Regions from separate parts of the Homo sapiens genome. Here region 2 is linked to region 1. The links are chromatin loops, found by intact Hi-C in ENCODE. Cell type or tissue: OCI-LY7. All regions are shown on one strand. Each heading gives the region's core, and the rest is flanking DNA. Links, peaks and the distances in the headings are about the cores only. Region 1 has its middle 21 kb from the start of SMG1. Region 2 overlaps SMG1 (SMG1 nonsense mediated mRNA decay associated PI3K related kinase).

Region 1 (11,832 bases), core at 1,641-9,640:
CCCGGGCAACAGAGCTAGACTCCATCTCAAAAAAAAAAAAAAAAGAAAAGAAAAGAAAAGAAAGCTATTTCCCAAGTTTTGATGTGAGTAACCAGTGTGTTGGTGCCATTTACTGAGATAAGAAAGGCCTGGACAGAGGCAAATTGGAGTCAAGAGTTCTGTTTTGACCATGTTAAATCTGAGATGTGCATGAGATTGCCAAGTGCACATGTCAAGCCAGGAGTAGGGTCTATAAACATGTGGCCTAAATAGGCAAATTTGAGAATCATTGGCCTGAAGATGATACTTTAAGGATATGTGTGGAAACAATGTTACAGAAAATTGGCTCAAGGAAAAGGAAAGTTATACATTTTTAAGTGCAATTAAACAAATTTAAAAACCTAGACTCATCCCTCTTAAAGGCCCTTAAACATCCCTAGAAGCCTCCTTCAGAATCTTGAAGTGTGAACTCTTGTTCTTGGTCTTCTAATTAATCCTGCCTTAGAGTCTCAAGGGCCATTCACAAGCAAGAAGCCTTTTATCATCTCTTGTAAAAAAGAACCTGCAAGAGCTGCTTCTCCTGCTGTATTTCCATTATATCAGTGCTGTTTTCTGAGTTTTTTTTTAATTGCAGTTGTGCAATATTTAAGTCACCTTATAGTTTAAATAAGTGTTTCCAGATTTGCCTTGGGAAATAAGCAGTTGATGCTGTCTCTGTGGGAAAAAAGCTCTGAGGTATACACTTTTGGAACACAACCTGCTGCCTACAAGTTAGGAATTGCCACGTTTGGTTTTAATAAGACCCCACCCTTAACTCCAAGGAGTTTATAATGTAATAATAAACATAGTAACACCAGGGCTGGGTGTGGTGGCTCATGCCTGTAATCCCCACACTTTGGGAGGGTGAAGCAAGAGGATCACTTAAAGCCAGGAGTTCAATACCACCCTGGGCAACATAGTGAGACCCTATGTCTGCAAAACAATAAAAACAATAAATTAATTGAGCATGGTGGCACTCACCTATAGTCCCAGCTACTTGGGAGACTGAGGCAAAAGAATCATTTGAGCCCAAGAGTTCAAGGCTGCAGTAAGCTGTGATTGTGCCACTGCACTCCAGCCTGGGCAACAGAGCAAAGGCAGAAACACTAAATATTATAGCATCGATTGAGCATTGCTATGGTCTGAAAGTGTTCCCCACAGATTTCTTTCTTTCTTTCTTTCTTTCTTTCTTTCTTTCTTTCTTTCTTTCTTTCTTTCTTTCTTTCTTTCTCTTTCCTTTTTCTTCTTTCTTTCTTTCTTTCTTTCTTTCTTTCTTTCTTTCTTTCTTTCTTTCTTTCTTTCTTTCTCTCTGTGTCCCTCTTTCTTTCTTTCTCCCTCTCTCTTTCTTTCTTTCTCCCTTCCTTCCTTCCTTCCTTCCTTCCTTTTTTTTTTTTTTTTGAGACAGAGGCTCGCTCTGTCGCCCAGGCTGGAGTGCAGTGATGCGATCTCGGCTCACTGTGAGCTCCACCTCTCAGGTTCATGCCATTCTCCTGCCTCAGCCTCCCAAGTAGCTGGGACTACAGGTGTCCGCTGCCAAGCCCGGCTAATTTTTTTGTATTTTTAGTAGAGACGGGGTTTCACCGTGTTAGCCGGGATGGTCTCAGTCTCCCGTCCTCGTGATCCTCCCGCCTCGGCCTCCCAAAGTGTTGGGATTACAGGCGTGAGCCACCACACCTGGCCTTCTTTTATTTATTTATTTTTTTTGAGACAGAGTCTTGTCCTGTCGCTCAGGCTGGAGTGCAGTGGCGCAGTCTTGGCTCACTGCAGCCTCCACCTCCTGGGTTCAAGCAATTCTCCTGCTTAGCCTCCCGAGTAGCTGGGACTACAGGCACACACCACCATGCGCAGCTAATTTTTGTATTTTTAGTAGAGATGGGGTTTCACCACGTTGGCCAGGCTGGTCTCGAACTACTGACCTCAAGTGATCTGCCCGCCTTGGCCTCCCAAAGTGCTGGGATTACAAACAAGAGCCACCATGCCCTGCTTCCCACAAGTTTCTGTGTTAAAATCCTGACACTCAAGATGATGGTTTTAGGAAGCTAGGTGTTTGGGAGGTGATATGGTTTGGCTGTGTCCCCACCCAAATCTCATCTTGAATTGTAGCTCCCATAGTTCCCACGTGTTGTAGGAGAGACCCCTGGTGGGAGATAATTGAATCATGGGGGTGGTTTCCCCCATACTGCTCTTGCGATAGTGAGTAAGTCTCGAGATTTGACGATTTTATAACGGGTTGCCCCTTTTGCTTGGCTCTCATTCTCTCTTGTCTGCCGCCATATAAGACAAGCTTTTGGCCTTCCGCCATGGTTGTGAGACCTCCCCAGCCAGGTGGAACTGTGAGTCCATTAAACCTCTTTTTCTTCATAAATTACCCAGTCTAAGGTATATCTTTATCAGCAGTGTGAAAATGGACTAATACAGGAGGTGATTAGGTCACGAAGGCAGAGCCCTCATGAACAAGACTAGTGTCCTTATAAAAGAGGCACCAAGAAGCTGCCTTGTGCCTTCCACTATGTAAGGACACAACAAGAAGGTGTCGTGTTATCTGTGAACTAGGAAGTGAGCCCTCCCCAGATACCGAATCTACTGGTGCCTTGATTTTGGACTTATTCTCTAGAACTATGAGAAATAAATTCCTGTTGTTATATGCCGCCAGTTTATCCGTTTTTTTTTGTTTGTTTTTTTTTTTTGAGATGGAGTCTCACTCTGTCGCCCAGGCTGGAGTACAATGGCACAATCTCAGCTTACTGCAATCTTTGCCTCCCATGTTCAAGAGATTCTCCTGCCTCAGCCTCCTGAGTAGCTGGGACTACAGGTGTGCACCACCACACCTGGCTAATTTTTGTATTTTTAGTAGAGATAGGGTTTCACTATGTTGGCCAGGCTGGTCTCAAACTCCTGACCTCAGGTGATCTGCCCGCCTCCCAAAGTGTTGGGATTACGGGTGTGAGCCACCGCACTTGGCCACTATTTTTTTACAGCAGCATCCATGGACTGAAACAAGCATGTACCCCATGCCAGGTAGTATACATCTCAGCACTTCACAGGCAGAGCTCTAATCTTCACACATGCTTGATGGGGAGGTATTATTATTCCCATTTTACAGATTAAAATGCCAAGCTTCAGAATGATTGTGTGTATTGCTAAAGACCTGGACCCGCCTTATCTTAGACTTTTCAGCAAATGTAGTTGTTCACTAAGCCTTATTATTTATTGTGGCATGTGACTTAGCTGTCTCATTTGCTAACTCAAAGGTACAAACCCCTTCTCATTTTTTTTTCTGTCAACAACAGTTTCCAGCTTATAATGGGTACTCAAATATTTAGTGAAGGAATAAATGAGAGACACAGATATGACTACACACACACACACACAAAAATAACAGGCAACAAAGTGAGACTCCATCCTTCCAAAAAAATGTAAAAATAGCCAGGCATAGTGGCGTATGCCTGTAGTCTCAGCTACTCAGGAGGCTGAGGTGGGAGGACCACTTGAGCCCCAGAGACTGAAGCTATAGTGAGCTGTGATTGCACCACTGCGCTCCAGCCTGGGTGACAGAGAAAAGAGAGAGAGAGAGAGAAAAGCCAAAAGCCCCCAAGTGCATTGGAGGGGAAGAATTGGATCCTAAAAAAGTCCTGGGATATCATTTAATCTAGAAGTCATTACCTCGCTGGCTCTAGGGAAAACGATGGCCTCAGGAGTATTTTGTGTAATTTCCAAATTCTGCAAAATAAAGTTGTGTTAGTTCCTGGCATTTATAAATTGAGAAATTGCAAATGGAAATCCAGATTTTATTTTATTTATTTATTTATTTGCTTTACTTGAAATCTGGCAATTCTGGACCCACATTCCCAGAAGTTAACAAAGAAAGAGGGGCTGAGTAGGGGCCACGCTTAGTCCCGTTTAGGCTATTCCTTAGCTCCTGTAGGCATTGGAATTTGCGCCCTCGGGCATCAAATTTCCTTATTTTGGAAGTGAGAAAACAGAGACCCAGCATAGCAGAGTGACTTCCTCTAAGGGATCCAGGTATCCCAGCCCTAACCTCTTTCCATACCGCACTGCCCAGGATACAAAAGCATCCTAAAACTCCTGATTTGTCATGACTGCACATATGCGCACATATGTCAAAGCGAGTGTGGGTTTGGAGACTCTAGAGAAATGAACCAGCCATAAATCATTTTCAAGCTAAGGAAAAAAGACTTAAATATATGAATGGGATTAGTACAAAAGGATCTTGTCAATTAAAAAATTCCAGGACAGGCTGGGCACGGTGGTTCGCGCCTGTAATCCCAGCACTTTGGGAGGCCAAGGCGGGCGGATCACAAGGTCAGGAGTTTGAGACCAGCCTGGCCGATATGGAGAAACCCTGTCTCTACTAAAAATACAAAAATTAGCTGGGCGTGGTGGTGGGCACCTGTAGTCCCAGCTACTTGGGAGCTGAGGCAGGAGAATCCATCATGCCACTGCACTCCAGTCTGGGCAAAAGAGGGAGACTCCGTCTCACGAAAAACAAACAAACAAACAACAAACAAACAAAAAAAACCCAAGGAAAATGACATTTCTGTTGCGTTTGGTCAGAAGGCCCATTGCAATCTGGGGTTCTTATTCTACCTGTTCAGGGAAATACGAAGTCCAGATGAATGTGTATTCCAATTCTGACTCAGGCTTGGTTTCACTTTCTAAATTGCTCAGCAGGAATCTGATAAGATGCTGAGAAAAGAGTAAAAAGAAAAAATTGGAGGGTGGGGCGGGGAGAGCCAGAAATAGCTGGTTTAGGGGAGGCCTCCTGGGATTACCATGAACCAATGCAGTAATTAATAATATGAGGAACAGAATCTATCCGAATGTTAATTAAAGTGTTTCCTCCTCCCTTACTCACTCTCTCTAGGGCCCCCTGGAGGTGCTCATTGAATTTACTTTTCCCAGGCCATTCTCCGCTCCCCTAGACAGATCATCTGAGGTGGGGTGCGGGGGTTGGGCGGGAAAACAGTCTCTGTTACCAGAGAATCAGAAAAACAAAAGCTGGCCGGGCTCGGTGGCTCACGCCTGTAATCCCAGCACTTTGGGAGGCCAAGGTGGGTGGATGACCTGAGGTCAGGAGTTTGAGACTAGCTTGGCCAACATGGTGAAACCCTGTCTCTACCAAAAAATACAAAAATTAGCCAGGTGTGGTGGTGGGCACCTGTAATCCCAGCTATTCAGGAGGCAGGAGAATCACCTGAACCCAGGAGGTGGAGATTGCAGTGAGCCAAGATCGTGCCACTGCACTCCAGCCTGGGTGACAGAGCACGACTTCATCTCAAAAAAAGAAAAAGAAAAAAGAAAATAAAGCAACAACCTCTGGATCATTGATCTGTAAGTCAGACAGTTTCAGACACACATCTCAGATTGAGTTTTTGTATTCCAGGACAGGGCACCTCACATTTTAATGTGCTTAGGAGAGTCACAGGGCCAGCCAGGGTGGCTCATGCCTGTAATCTGAGCACTCTAGGAGGCTGAGGCGGGAGAATCACTTGAGCTCAGGAGTTAGAGACCAGCCTGGGTAACATATCAATACCTTGTCTCTATTAAAAATAATAATAAGGCCGGGCACAGTGGCTCACGCCTGTAATCCCAGCACTTTGAGAGGCTGAGGTGGGTGGATCACAAGGTCAGGAGTTCAAGACCAGCCTGGCCAAGATGGTGAAACCCCATCTCTACTAAAAATACAAAAAAATTAGCTGGTTATGGTGGTGGACACCTGTAATCCCAGCTACTCGGGAGGCTGAGGCAGAGAATTGCTTGAACCAGGAGGCGGAGGTTGCGGTGAGCCGAGATCATGCCATTGCACTCCAGCCTGGGTGACAGAGCAAGACTTTGTCTCAAAAAAAAAAAAAAAGGAGAGCTATTCTGCCCCCGCCGCCACCCCAACTTGTTAAAGTACAGCCTCAGATTCAGCAGCTCTGGGGCAGGGCCTGAGATTTCTTTTTGTTTTTTAAGAGTTTTTTTTTGGAGACAGTCTTGCTGTCTGTCGCCCAGCCAGGAGTGCAGTGGCATGATCTTGGCTCACACCATGCCTGGCTAATTTTTGAATTTTTGGCTGGGCGCAGTGGCTCACGCCTGTAATCTCAGCACTTTAGGAGGCTGAGGCGAGCGGATCACCTGAGGTCAGGAGTTCGAGACCAACCTGGCCAACATGGTGAAACCTTGTCTCTACTAAAAATACAAAAATTAGCCTGGCGTGATGGCAGGCGCCTGTAATCCCAGCTACTTGGGAGGCTGAGGCAAGAGAATCGCTTGAACCTGGGAGATGGAGGTTGCAGTGAGCCAAGATCGCACCATCGCCCTCCAGCCTGGGTGACAAGAGTGATGACTTTGTCTCGAAAAAAAAATGTATTTTTAGTAGAGATGGAGTTTCACCATGTTTACCAGGCTGGTCTAAAACTCCTGACCTCAAGTCATCTGCCCACCTCGGCCTCCCAAAGTGCTAGGATTACAGGCATGAGCCCCCCCACCTGGCCTGTTTTTGTGTTTTTTGAGACAAGGTCTCATTCTGTGGTTCAGTCTGGAATGCAGTGACACGATCACGGCTCACTGTAGCCACAGGCGCGCACCACCACTCCCAGCTAATTTTTTGTATTTAGAGACAGGGGTTTCACCATGTTGCCCAGGCTAGTCTCCAACTCCTGGGCTCAAGTGATCCACCTGCATAGGCCTCCCAAAGTGCTGGGATTACAGGCGTGAGCCACTGTGCCAGGCCTGAGGTTCTGCATTTCTACCGGGCACCCAGGGGATGGTGACGCTGCGCGTACTAGACCACACTGGTTCTCAAACTCTCCTGCCCACTTGAATCACCTGCGGGATGTGTAAAAACTACTGATGCCTGAGTCCTATCACCAGATTCTGATTTAATTAAGTGTGATTGAAGCCTGAGCATTAGAATTTCTCAAAGCTGCCAAAGAAATCCTAGTGTGAGGTAAAGTTTGAGATACACTGCCTTAGACTAGAGCAGTCACTCTCAAACTTTTGTGTACACAAAGTTACCTGGAGAGTTTGTTACAAAAAAACCCAAAAACCCACAAAGCAAAACAAACAAACAAAAAAACCACACAGATCGCTGGGATCCACCCTCCTGAGTTTCCGACTCATCAGGTCTGGGTAGGGCTTGAGAATCTGGCTTAGGCTATAATGCAGTGGTGCCATTATAGCTCACTGTAGCCTTGAACTCCTGGGTTCCAGTGATCCTCCTGCCTCAGCCTCCCAAAGTAGCTGAGACCACGGGCACATGCCACCATGCTAAGTTTTTATTTTTATATTTTTATTTTTTAGAAACCAGGTTTTGCTGTGTTGCCCGGGCTGGTCTCCAACTCTTGGCTTCAAGCGATCCTCCTGCCTCCCAAACTGCTGGGATTACAGGCATGAGCCAATTTTTTTTTTTTTTTTTTAGTAGAGACAGGATTTTACCTTGTTGGCAAGGGTGGTCTCACCCACCCAAGAATTTGTATTTTTAACAAAGTGTGGCTGGGCGCGGTGGCTCACGCCTGTAATCCTACCACTTTGGGAGGCCGAGGCAGGTGGATCACCTCCCCTGAGGTCGGGAGTTCGCGACCAGCCTGAGCAACATGGAGAAACCCCGTCTCTACTAAAACTACAAAATTAGCCAGACGTGGTGGTGCATGCCTGTAATCCCAGCTACTCAGGAGGCTGAGGCAGGAGAATCGCTTGAACCCGGGAGGGGGAGGTTGTGGTGAGCCGAGATCATGCCATTGCACTCCAGCCTGGGCAACAAGATCGCAACTCCGTCCCAAAAAAAAAGAAGTGTGGCTGAATCTGCCAGTTCTGGTGATCACACTTTCAGAAATACTTCCTTGGGCAGGTAAAATTATGTAATGCAGTGTTCAAAATGGGAGAACAATTATTATTATTATTATTATTATTTTGGCAGGGAGGACAGGTTCTCACTCTGTTGCCCAGGTTGAGAGTATTATAGTTCACTGCAACCTGGAACTCCTAGGCTCAAGGGATCCTCCTCCCACCTCAGCCTGCTGAGTATCTGGGACTACAGTTGCACACAACCTCACCCTGCTCTTTTGTTTTTCTCATTCCTTCTTTCTTTCTTCCTTTTTTTTTTTTTTTTTGTGACAGGGTCTTTCTCTGTCACCTAGGCTGGAGTGCAGTGGCGTGATCTCGGCTCACGCAACCTCTGCCTCCCAGATTCAAGCGATTCTCCTGCCTCCACCTCCCGAGTAGCTGGGACCACAGGTGTACATCACCATGCCCGGATAATTTTTTTGTGTGTATTTTTAGTAGAGACAGGATTTCACCTTGTTGGCAAGGCTGGTCTCAAATTCCTGAACTCAGGTGATTTGCCCACCTTGGTTTCCCAAAGTACTGGGATTACAGGCATGAACCACCACACCCAGTTTTGCCCTGCTAATTTAAAAAATGTTTTTGTAGAGATGGGGCCTCACTATGTTGCTCAGGCTGGTCTTGAACACATAGGCCTCAAGCAATCCTTCCACCTCAGCCTCCCAAAGTGTTGGGATTACAGGCATGAGCACACAGTGCCTAGCCTATTATTATTATTTTTATTGAGCAGACTCCTGAACCAGAATAGGTTCAGAGAGACTTTTTAATTTTTTTAACTGTATGATATCTCTCAGTTATGGCAGTGTAACTTGTGTCACTGAATTTCCAAAGTATACCTTTTTTTTTTAACTGTGCTTCAAATAAATAGAAAAATAGTTATAGGCTGGGTGCAGTGGCTCATACCTGTAATCCCAACACTTTGGGAGACTGAGGCAGGAGGGTCACTTGGGGCCAGGAGTTCAAGACCAACCTGGGCAACATAGCAATAACCCATCTCCAAAAAAAAAAACCAAACAAACAAACAAACAAAAAAACAAACACTAGCCAGGTGGGATGGTGTGTGCCTATAGTCCCAGCTACTGGAGAGGCTGAGACAGGAGGATCACTTGAGCCCAGGGGGTTGAGGCTGCAATGAGCCATGATCACACCACTGCACTCCAGCCTGGGTAACAGAATGAGACCCTGTCTTGTGGCTGGGTGCAGTGGCTCACGCTTGTAATCTCAGCACTTTGGGAGGCCGAGGCAGGTGGATTACAAGGTCAAGAGATCGAGACCATCCTGGCCAACATGGTGAAACCTTCTCTCTACTAAAAAAATACAAAAAATTAGCTGAGTGTGGTGGTGCGTGCCTTGTAGTCCTAGCTACTCGGGAAGCTGATGCAGCAGAATCGCCTGGACCCAGGAGGCAGAGATTACATTGAGCTGAGATTGCACCACTGCATTCCAGCCTGGCGACAGAGCGAGACTCTGTCTCAAAAATAAATAAGTAAATAAAATACAAATAAAAAAATAAAAAAAGAGACCTTGTCTCAAAAAAAGAAAAAGAGAAAGAAAAAGAAAAACTTAAAAAAGAAACACAATTATATAGATGAAAAAAAAGAACCACTTCCTGTGGGCTGATGAAGAGGTGAGGGACCTCATAGACAGCAGCTGTGTTACCAAAGGGAAGACCAAGGGGAGGCCACTGATCTTCACTTAAGAAAGTATAAATTGTCAGTGTCCAGACGCTGCATTGGCCATCCTTCTCTTGCCACCTGGGGAGAAGTGTCTACCAACTGTAGCCAGCCTGTGGTCCTCTATTTATGCCACAGGACTTGCCAGCTCTCCAATCTATCCACTCCACGTGGACAACTGCCTCCGCCATAGTTCAGGACAACTGCCACCTCTCTAGAGCAGAGGGTGATGGGGCTTGTCCTCAGAGGGTGGTGCTGATGGGAGGGTAAACTCCTGTGCCTGGGCATGCTGCAGATTTCCTAAGTTAGAACAGTGGTAGAACATCACCTTTATGTCAGTAAAATCCCATGACTCCTTTACAGTATCATGGCTTAACCACCTTAGTTTTTATCCCAAGGGTAGAAGAACTGAGCTATAGCTATAGAGACACCAAGATATGGTCCAAGGAGTAAGAATTTTCTTATGAGGGCATGGTGGCTCACACCTATAATCCTAGCATTTTGCGGCCGGGCACGGTGGCTCATGCCTGTAATCCCAGCACTTTGGGAGGCCGAGGCGGGTGGATCACGAGGTCAGAAGATCGAGACCATCCTGGCTAACACGGTGAAACCCCATCTCTACTAAAAAAATACAAAAAATTAGCCGGGCTTGGTGGCGGGTGCCAGTATTCCCAGCTACTTGGGAGGCTGAGGCAGGAGAATGGTGTGAACCCGGGAGGTGGAGCTTGCAGTGAGCCGAGATTTCACCACTGCACTCCAGCCTGGGTGACAGAGCGAGACTCCGTCTCAAAGCAAACAAACAACAAAAAAAAAAACCTAGCATTTTGGTAGGCCAAGGAGGGAGGATGGTTTGAGCCTAGGATTTTGAGACCAACCTGGGCAACATAGCAAGACCTCATCTCTACAAAAAAAAATTTTAAAAATTAGACGGGCATGGTGGTATGCACCTGCAGTCCCAGCTACTCAGGAGGCTGAGGCAGGAGGATTGCTTGAGCCCAAGAGTTCAAGGCTGCAATGAGCTATGATTGGGCCACTGTACTCCAGTCTCTACAACAGACTGAGACCTTGTTTTGTTTTGTTTTTTTTTAAGTGCCACTTAACTCAGGCTACTGGTTATGAAAATGCCCCTGAAAGAAATTAAATAGGTAAGTAAAGGAAATTTCCTGGGGGAAGATATTTATTTATTTATTTAGAGACAGGTTCTTTCTCTGTCACCCAGGCTGGAGTGCAGTGGCACAATCTCAGCTCATTGCAACCTCTGCCTCCCAGGTTCAAGCGATTCTCCTGCCTCAGCCTCCTGAATAGCTGGGATGACAGGCGTGCACCACCATGCCTGGTTAATTTTTGTATTTTTAGTAGAGCTGGGCTTTTACCATGTTGGCCAGGCTAGAAAATAAATATTTAAAAACAGCTTCTGGGCCTTACCTCTGCTTCATCTTGAAGCTTATTTGTAAATCAGCATGCTTTTTTCTTTTCTCCTTTTAAATTAACTAATTAATTAATTAATTGTTTTGAAACAGAGTTTTGCTCTTGTCTCCCAGGCTGGAGTGCAATGGTGCAATCTTGGCTGACTGCAATCTCCACCTCCTGAGTTTTAAGTGATTCTCCCGCCTCAGCCTCCCGAGTAGCTGCGATTACAGGCACCCACCACCACGCCCAGCTAATTTTTATATTTTCAGTAGAGATGGGGTTTTCTCCATTTTGGCCAGGCTGGTCTCGAACTCCTGACCTCAGGTGATCCACCTGCCTCGGCCTCCCAAAGTGCTGGATCACAGGCATGAGCCACTGTGCCTGGCCATCTTTTCTCCCTTTCTAAATGCAAAATGTGAAGTAAAAACTGGAGAAAACATTACGCTGATTCAGAAATAACTTTTTGGAGCAACAAGCTTGGTCTCTTTAGGGACATTCCTGACATTGAACATTCTCCCATCTGGCTCCCATAAGAATATATATATATATATATTTTTAAGAGACAGAGTCTTGCTCTGTCACCCAGCCTGAGTGCAGTGGCACAATCATAGCTCACTGCAGCCTCGAACTCCTGGGCTCAGGCGATCCTACCACCTTAGTCTCCCAAGTAGCTGGGACTACAGGTAAATGCCACCCTGCCCGGCTAATAGGTAGGATTTTTAAATAGCCCTTGAGATGTGGGAAGGCAACTACCATTTATTTATTTATTTATTTAGAGACACAGTTTTCACTCTGTCGCCCAGGCTGCAGTGCAGTGGCGTGATATCGGCTCACTGCAACCTCCACCTCCCAGGTTCAAGCGATTCTCCTGCCTCAGCCTCCTGAG
Region 2 (8,000 bases), core at 1-8,000, 51 kb before region 1:
GACCAGCCTGGGCAACATGGTGAAACCCTGTCTCCACAGACATACAAAAAATTACATAAACTAGCCAGCCAAGGTGGTGTGCACCTGTAGTCCCAGCTACTCGGGAGGCTGAGGCAGGAGAATCACTGGAGCCCGTGAGGCGGAGGTTGCAGTGAGCCAAGATCACCCCATTGCACTCCAGCCTGGGTGACAGAGCAAGACCCTCTCTCAAAAATAAAATTACATCAAAAGTCACAGTCCACTGGTCAATAAAAGCTCAGGGAATATAGGTCCTATCACTCTTTTGTTCATCTCTATATTCCAGATCCCAGCAGAGTACCTGGCAAATAACAGACCCTCAAAAAAATATTTGCTGAAGGAAACAAGAAATGAATAACCCTAGGCCAACCGAACACCTCAATCCAGAGGACTGGCTGGGAGAGAAAAAAGAAAGGCCTTAGTAACAACTTTCTTTGGGTCCATTCCAAACTGTTTTCAACATGCAGGTAAAGAGCCCGGGTGTAGGTAAATTAAACAACTTCCAAGGGGTACGGATAAAGTCTCAATCAAGTAAAAACAGGATATAGGCTTCTACTTATCATCTAGGTATCCCACTGGAGGAAAGCCTCTTATTCACATTATCATCATTTCCCTGGGATGAAGTTTTCACACATTTAGTTCAACAAATGTCTAATTATCATCTACCACATGCAAGGCATGCCTCCACTAGAAAGGTAGCAAACCACAACTTTTCTCCCCTTATTTTTTAATCACAAGAACAAGCAAACAATAGTGAATACTATGAGTATAATAAAGATGCCTTTAAAAACTAGATTTTTGCTGGGCGAGGTGGCTCTTGCCTGTAATTACCCAGCACTTTGGAAGGCCAAGGCAGGCAGATCACTTGAGCCCAGGAGTTCGAGACCAGCCTGGGCAACATGGTAAAACCCCATCTCTACGAAAAATACAAAAATTAGCTGGGCATAGTGGCACATGCCTGTAATCCCAGCTACTCAGGAGGCTGAGGTGGGAGGATCGCTTTAGCCTGGGAAGCGAAGGTTGCAGTGAAATCACACTAGTGCATTCCAGCCTGGGTGACAGAGCGAGACTGTCTCAAAAAACAAAACAAAAAAAAACCTCAATTTTTGCAAAACATTTTCAACTGTGCTATTTACCATAATTAGCCAATACATACGTAAACAACAAATCACAAAGGGTCTGACAGTTTCATTTCTAAGGTATGAGAAAACATTGGTAAAAAAAGAAACCAGAAGGCTGGGCATGGTGGCTCACACCTGTAATCCCAGCACTTTGGGAGGCCGAGGAAGGCAGATCACGAGGTCAGGAGTTTAAGACCTGCCTGGCCAACGTGGTGGAACTTCGTCTCTACTGAAGATACAAAAAATTAGCCGGGCGTGGTGGCGCGCTCCTGTAATCCCAGCTACTCGGGAGGCTGAGGCAGGAGAATCATTTTAATCTGGGAGGTGGAGGCTGCAGTGAGCTGAGATTGCGCCACTGCACTCCAGCCTGGGTGACAGGGAGATACTCCATCTCATAAATAAATAAATAAATAAATAAATAAATAAATAAATACAAGGGGAACAACACACACTGGATCCTTTTGGAGGGTAGGGGGTGGGAGAAGGGAGAGGATCAAGAGAAACAACCAATGGGTACCAGGCTTAATACCTGGGTGATAAAATAATCTATACTACAAACCCTCATGACACAAGTTTACCAATGTAACAAATCTGCACTGGTATCCTGAACTTAAAAGTTAAAAAAAAAGAAACTACAATGTCTGAGAGAAGAATAGGGTTTTTACAAATCCCTAGCCCATAGAGTATTTCAATAAGGACAGATACCAAAAATGTCATCAAGTTACCAGCTGGGAAATTAGGCTCTACTTACAATTCTGTCACTAGCAAACTACATGACCCTGAGCCTTTGAAGAAGAGGAATTGTTTACTGAACTACTTTAGAGTCGCTGTTTAGCTTCTATAATATCATAAGTCTCAGGCTTCAAATACTCTATTTTAACAAACAGCATAGCCTTTGAATTCATTCCACTTGTGAAAACATAAAAAGAAATCAGTTTTTTAAAAGTTATATACCAACAATAAAAGCTACAGGCACAAAGATTTTCACCAAGATACACAAAGCACACACACAGTATTAAAAAAAAAAAAAAAAAAGTCAAAAACTAAATGTCCAAAAAGTAATTACATCTGACAAAGCCCCATAACTCAGCTTTACCGATAAATTTCTCTTTAAGGAAAAAAATTATCATTACCTCCAATCCTCTGAACTTTCTTTTTTGTTGTTGTTTTTTTGAGACAGAGTCTCGCTCTGTCGCCCAGGCTGGGGTGCAGTGGCGCGATCTAAGCTCACTGCAAGCTCCACCTCCCGGGTTCACGCCAGTCTCCTGCCTCAGCCTCCCGTGTAGCTGGGGCTACAGGCGCCCACCACCGCACCCGGCTAATTTTTTGTATTTTCAGTAGAGACAGGGTTTCACCGTGTTAGCCAGGATGGTCTCGATCTCCTGACCTCGTGATCCGCCCGTCTCAGCCTCCCAAAGTGCTGGGATTACAGGCAGGAGCCACTGCACCTGGCCAATCCTCTGAACTTCCAAGGCACTCACCTATACAGTGAGGCTACATCATAAGGCAGAAATGCTATCAGTGTATTTAACTTTAGAAAAGTGCCCACTCTAGGCAGGGCCCGGTGGCTCACGCCTGTAATGAGCACGCGTGATCACTTGAGGTCAGGAGTTCGAGACCAGCCTGGCCAACATGGTGAAACCCTGTCTCCACTAAAAATGCAAAAATCAGCTGGGTGTGGTGGCATGCACCTGTAACCCCAGCTACTTGGGAGGCTGAGGCACGAGAATCACTTGAACCTGGGAGGCGGAGGTTGCAGTGAGCAGAGATTGCAGCACTGTGCTCCAGCCTGGGTGACAGAGCAAGACTGTCTCAAAAAAATATATTGAAAACAACAACAAAAAAAAAAACCAGAAAAGTACCCACTCTAGGGGGCAGGGGGAAGGAGAGCATCAGCAAGAATAGCTTAATGGATGGTGGGTTTAATACCTAGATGATGGGATGATCTGTGCAGCCAACTACCATGGCACACGTTTACCTACATAACAAACCTGTACATCCTGCACACGTACCCTGAACTTAAAAGAGAAAAAAAAAAAAGACAGAAAAGTACCCCCTCTCTATATATATCTATATCCTCCACAGGCCCAAGAGTTCAAGGACTTGCTGTAGTAAGAGCCTACTATGCACTATACATTCAATATCCACGATAATTGGGTAAACCTTTTCTGTAAGATCTTATCCAGTCTTCTAATCTTGTTTTAAGAGGCTTCTCTTTTAAAATGTACTATAACCTTTCTAGTGGGAAATGAATGTAAACAATTTTTACCTGCACAGTAGGCTAATCAACTTATGCCTGTGCAAGGCGTTAGTAAGAGGCATCCAGAATAAGAGGAGATACAAGTCTTTGGAAGGTGTATGTGATTGGTCCCCGTTTTCCCAGCCTTACCCTGTGATTTCCTCATGTCTTTGGTGGCTAAAGCACGACTGCCATGCTGAACACTGGTGAACTCAGGGCTGGTCACATTGTTAACCCTCAGCTCTTGCCCCAACGACTTCCGACCATAAGTATTTTCCCCAGATCCTCCATTGACACTGTAGCCACCTACAAACAGCAATGTGTACGTTATTTAAATATGATTGTTCGTTTCATTCAGTCAATTTCCTGATAGCTCAGGATCTTATTACTCAATCTGCAGCTCAACCAGCCTTTGCTTCTCCTACCTTTTTCCTGTACTGTCTGCCTTGAAAATCATTTTGATTTCTTTTAATACACCTTTGAAGTTAAATTAATTTTATTTTGATCCCTTCATTGGAAAATAAGCAAAGAAATGAAAACTAAATTAAATCAAATTTTGTACCTTGTTTTAAAACTTTCTTGAAGTTTAGAGATAGTAGCCAAGAGGAACTTCAACCTTAGCTAAATATTTTTGAAAATAAAAACAAAAATAGTATTGTATCTTCCTTGTAAGAAAACTGCATTTATGAATTATGTATGGAAAAAATTTTAAATTTTAAAAATAATAAAGTGGATAAATGTCCTATGAGGTTTTCAGAAATAACACTGCATTTGTTATTCATATTTTAAATATATTAGAAGAAAGCAAGAAAGTTGGGGGTATAAGAAGGCAGGAAGGTGAGACAGGTAGGTTCAAAAAACATGCTTGTAGCAATAAGAAAATATATATACCCTTTTCGTCATTCTGTATGTCAGCGTGGACTCTGGTATCATCGTGCCTTTGCCGAGACACCACAGCTGAATTTGAAGGTTGCAGTCCATAAGAGGAAGAACCACCTCTATCTCTGGATGAAGAATATTTTAAATTATCTGGGTCGGCTGATGCACTATCAGTTCTATAAAAAGAGAAAAGTTTAAGATTAGAACTTTAAATAACATAAATAAATATTTCTTTATACAAGCCTCTCTTCTCCCAAATTTTACATTTAACCATTACTATTTAGTGTAATATGTACTATATATTATATGTAAGCACTCAGCTGTCTAATAAGAAGTCTTTCACTGGGAAGAGATTCTCAATGGATGAAATGCCAACTTTTCAGTCTCTTCTATTGTTCTAAAGACCCATTCAGAAATATGAACAACTACTGGGATTAGGGTGACTTTGCTGGTTTTACCATTGAAAGTCTCCTGTCCCAGGCAAAACAGAACAATTGGTTACTCTGGTCCAGTGTTCTCCTCACATGACTTGATAATAAGAATAATTCTTTCTAAATTCTCCCCCATGGAGAGGGTTAATCAGTCAAAAAATTTCAGCCTTTCCTGTCATAAAAATAAAAAACACTGGCAGCATGTCAGGGACGGGCAATGTCTTACCAAGTTATTTTCTAAGTACTGATTAGGTACTGTAGTATTGAAGACCCCATTGCAGATGCCTTAATTGTAAAGAGTAGCAATCAGAATTTTAAAAATTAAAAAAGAAGACATTTTAAGAAAATAAAAGGTATCAGAAATGCAATAAAGTGATATCAGAAAGTTGTAGTTCATAATCTATTTAAAATTCAGGTACTGTTTAGAATAATACCTGATGCTTATTAGTAAACAAGTAGGGTACAGCCAAGGGTAAAAGTGTGTCCTCATCTAAGTATCTGCTCTACGCTTCAACTACCTCATAAGTAAAACAGAGCTGAGTTACAAGACTTCTCATGAGTGTTACTCTTTCAGCCATCAATCATAAACTATCAAGAAAGAAGACAACAAAATAATCTATTATAGCATACGAAAAATCCAAGTAAGTTCTTCCCCTACTGATTTTCTCCTGAGAGGAACAACTTTGAGAAAAAAAAAAAAAAGAAAATCACTTCTATGATATTTACTAAAAATGCTTTCTCAACCTTTTAGAACCTGAATCTTTTAGAAAAGTTTAGGACACTGGCAAGGCCAGACACTAAGCTATTCCTCTATGCTTTGCCCCTCCCTCTATGGTGTAAAAGTGACAGCAGTGTTTGTATACTGTATATATTTCGTTTAGAGTTTATTAGTCTTTCCTTGCTTCCAAAAATACTAAACATAAAACTTAGCATGAGCTCAATCAGTTGGACACCTTGATCTGCACTTACTGCAATCACTGTTAATACAGAATGCAGACAACAGGTCCAATTAAACTTGGATATCTAACTGGTACAAGTCATTACTTATAAAGGATCTCAATCTGAAACTTCATGAAATTCAAAACCTAGCATACTAAAATGACTAAGGCTCCATAAGGAGTATCTTCTAATATTCAGAGTTCATTTATTCATAAAGCTAAGTACTTAGAACATAAGGGAAAATAAAATCTATGGAATTTCAAGAAAAATGTATGAGAATATTTTCTGAGTATACTAAGTCTATAAGCATTAAAATATTAACTCAATGGACCATAACTTTTTTAAACTAATGAAAAGACATTCCTTATGTACCTAAAAATAGCACATTTAACATGCATCTATATAAATCATAGCATACGATTACTTTCTGAAAGGAGATTGAAACATAAGAGAGCTTATAATCTTTTCTGACAGAGTTTGAACTTTATATGTATGCCACAGTAAGCTCTTATTAGATGAGCGAATAAAATAAGCACTTGACTAATTCGGAAACACAAAGATAAATGGAGTCTGCCAATATTTAAACATATCTTCACTTCCTGTTTTCATCATGTTTACTTATCTCCTATACTACCTTTACTATTAAGAGTTAAATATTTGTATCACTTTCTGGTGACACAGTAGTACCATAAGGCAGCAGAGAATACAAGTTAAAAAAAGATCTGGGCTCAAATCCCAGCTCCAGCACTGAAAAGTATGTGTGCCTTTGCACAAATTACTTGATCTCCAAGCCTTGGTTGTCTCTTGCATAAAATGAGGATGATACCTACCTAACATGCAAGGTTGTTGTGAGGCTTAAATAAGATAATGAATTATAAAGAAACGCTTAGTTTGCAGGGTATGTTAAAAGTTATTATGACCATAATACAAAATAAACTCAGTTTCCAGTCTAAAAGACAATGTACAAACAGTTCATGAGTATATGAATATAATCAAGACAAGTTTTTACAGTCAATATAGAGCAACTTAAATACTTCACTGAAGAAACCGGGTAATCTGTTGCTACCAACAATGTGTTTCCAACTACGAAGCATCTGATTTCAAACTAAACTGTAAAACCAGGAGCCGCTTCCCCGTTGGTTAGAAATAAGGTTTCTAAATCCCCTAAGTTATGAACACTGAGATTTTTTTCCCAAAAAAAATTTGTGTTTTCAGAAATATAACAAAAAAAAACTAACTGGAATAGAGCCACTGTCTCAGAAATACCTAAAAACTCCCTAGTTGCCAAATTATTTTAATACAAATTGATCAAAGCATCCCCAACCAGAACTCAGGTTGTAAGCATTCTGAACCTAAAAGCACAAAATGCTTTAGCATTTATATGAAATTTCTATTTTTATACAATCTTGACTACTTAGGTTTCAAAAAATGTCAATGTCAGGCTGTTAGCACCAACAAGATCATCCCAGTCCAATAAATAGAAAACTGTTAAAGAACGGAAATGAGCACTTAAAATGAGGCAATCAAAGCCACAAAATAGAAACTGCAGATTTGAACTCCAAGAAGCAGGCATGAATGTTAGGCTAGTTAGTTAGAAGAGCTGAAAGGGATATCATCTGCCAGAATTAGTGTCTCAATTTAGTGAAAAAAGAAAATCTATCTGTTAAGTCTAAGAATCCTAGCAATGATCCAAAAATACCTCTACAGCCCCTTTAATATTCTAAAAATATCATGGAGAGAAAAAAAAAGAAATGCATAAATTTCCCCACAACGATCAAACTGAAGTTAAAGCCTGATGTACATGCCACATGAGAGGTAAGTTTCTAAAGCTCATACCTCAAAAATCGCATACTGTATAATATGGAGCCTTTGTGATGTTTTGCATCAAGTCAATCTGTAAGACAGTAGTTACAATATTAGTGAAGACAGTGGGTTAAAACATTTGTTGTTCAAACATGGAGCAAATATCATTCATGAGTTAGGTGCCTTTAGTTGAACTATGGTCCCATTAGGGTTCATACATTAAAGCAAAAATTGAGGTGGAAAGCCACTCTGTGCCTTACAGGATAAAGAGGCTTAATGTGGCAACCAAAAAAATTTTAGTACATAAGAGAATTTAAATGTTAACTGTAACATACAAATCACATGCAAATATAGTTACCACTTATTTTAGCTACCTATTCTCAATATACAGAAAAATGCCACAAATCTAGGAGGCCATTCGTTTCAAATGACCAGAATCCTTAGACCTCACACCAACAATCCACCATGTGCTGGGGATGGTATCGCCTGACTAAATGTAGCCTTGCAGTCCATTCTTGTAAGTATTAGAGAGAAAAAGAGAGAGAGTGTCATCTCTGGAAAGTGTGAAGT

The links. Hi-C counts contacts between places; a loop is a spot of excess contacts. Peaks named below come from ENCODE experiments on the same cell type or tissue, not always from the same donor. Only the 100,000 strongest peaks of a DNase experiment are listed, where the experiment ranks them.
Region 2: it touches region 1 in a loop (7-fold over the local background); 3 of 110 quality-filtered maps call a loop at or near these places.

Annotation. Positions count from the first base shown.
Region 1 is chr16:18,941,445-18,953,276 of GRCh38, forward strand. No RefSeq gene overlaps it. Among named protein-coding and RNA genes, the nearest start is that of SMG1, 21 kb to the left of the region's middle. In OCI-LY7, for the core only: CTCF peaks have their summits at 2,165 (motif pointing left) and 4,897 (motif pointing left); a DNase peak (open chromatin) is centred at 4,907; H3K4me3 peaks cover 505 bases.
Region 2 is chr16:18,892,524-18,900,523 of GRCh38, forward strand. SMG1 (SMG1 nonsense mediated mRNA decay associated PI3K related kinase) reads right to left here. Exons shown (of 63, transcript NM_015092.5): 2 at 4,270-4,433; 3 at 3,529-3,684. Among named protein-coding and RNA genes, the nearest start is that of SMG1-DT, 30 kb to the right of the region's middle. In OCI-LY7, for the core only: no CTCF peak of the experiment used is centred there; no DNase peak of the experiment used is centred there; H3K4me3 peaks cover 2,199 bases; H3K27ac peaks cover 2,367 bases.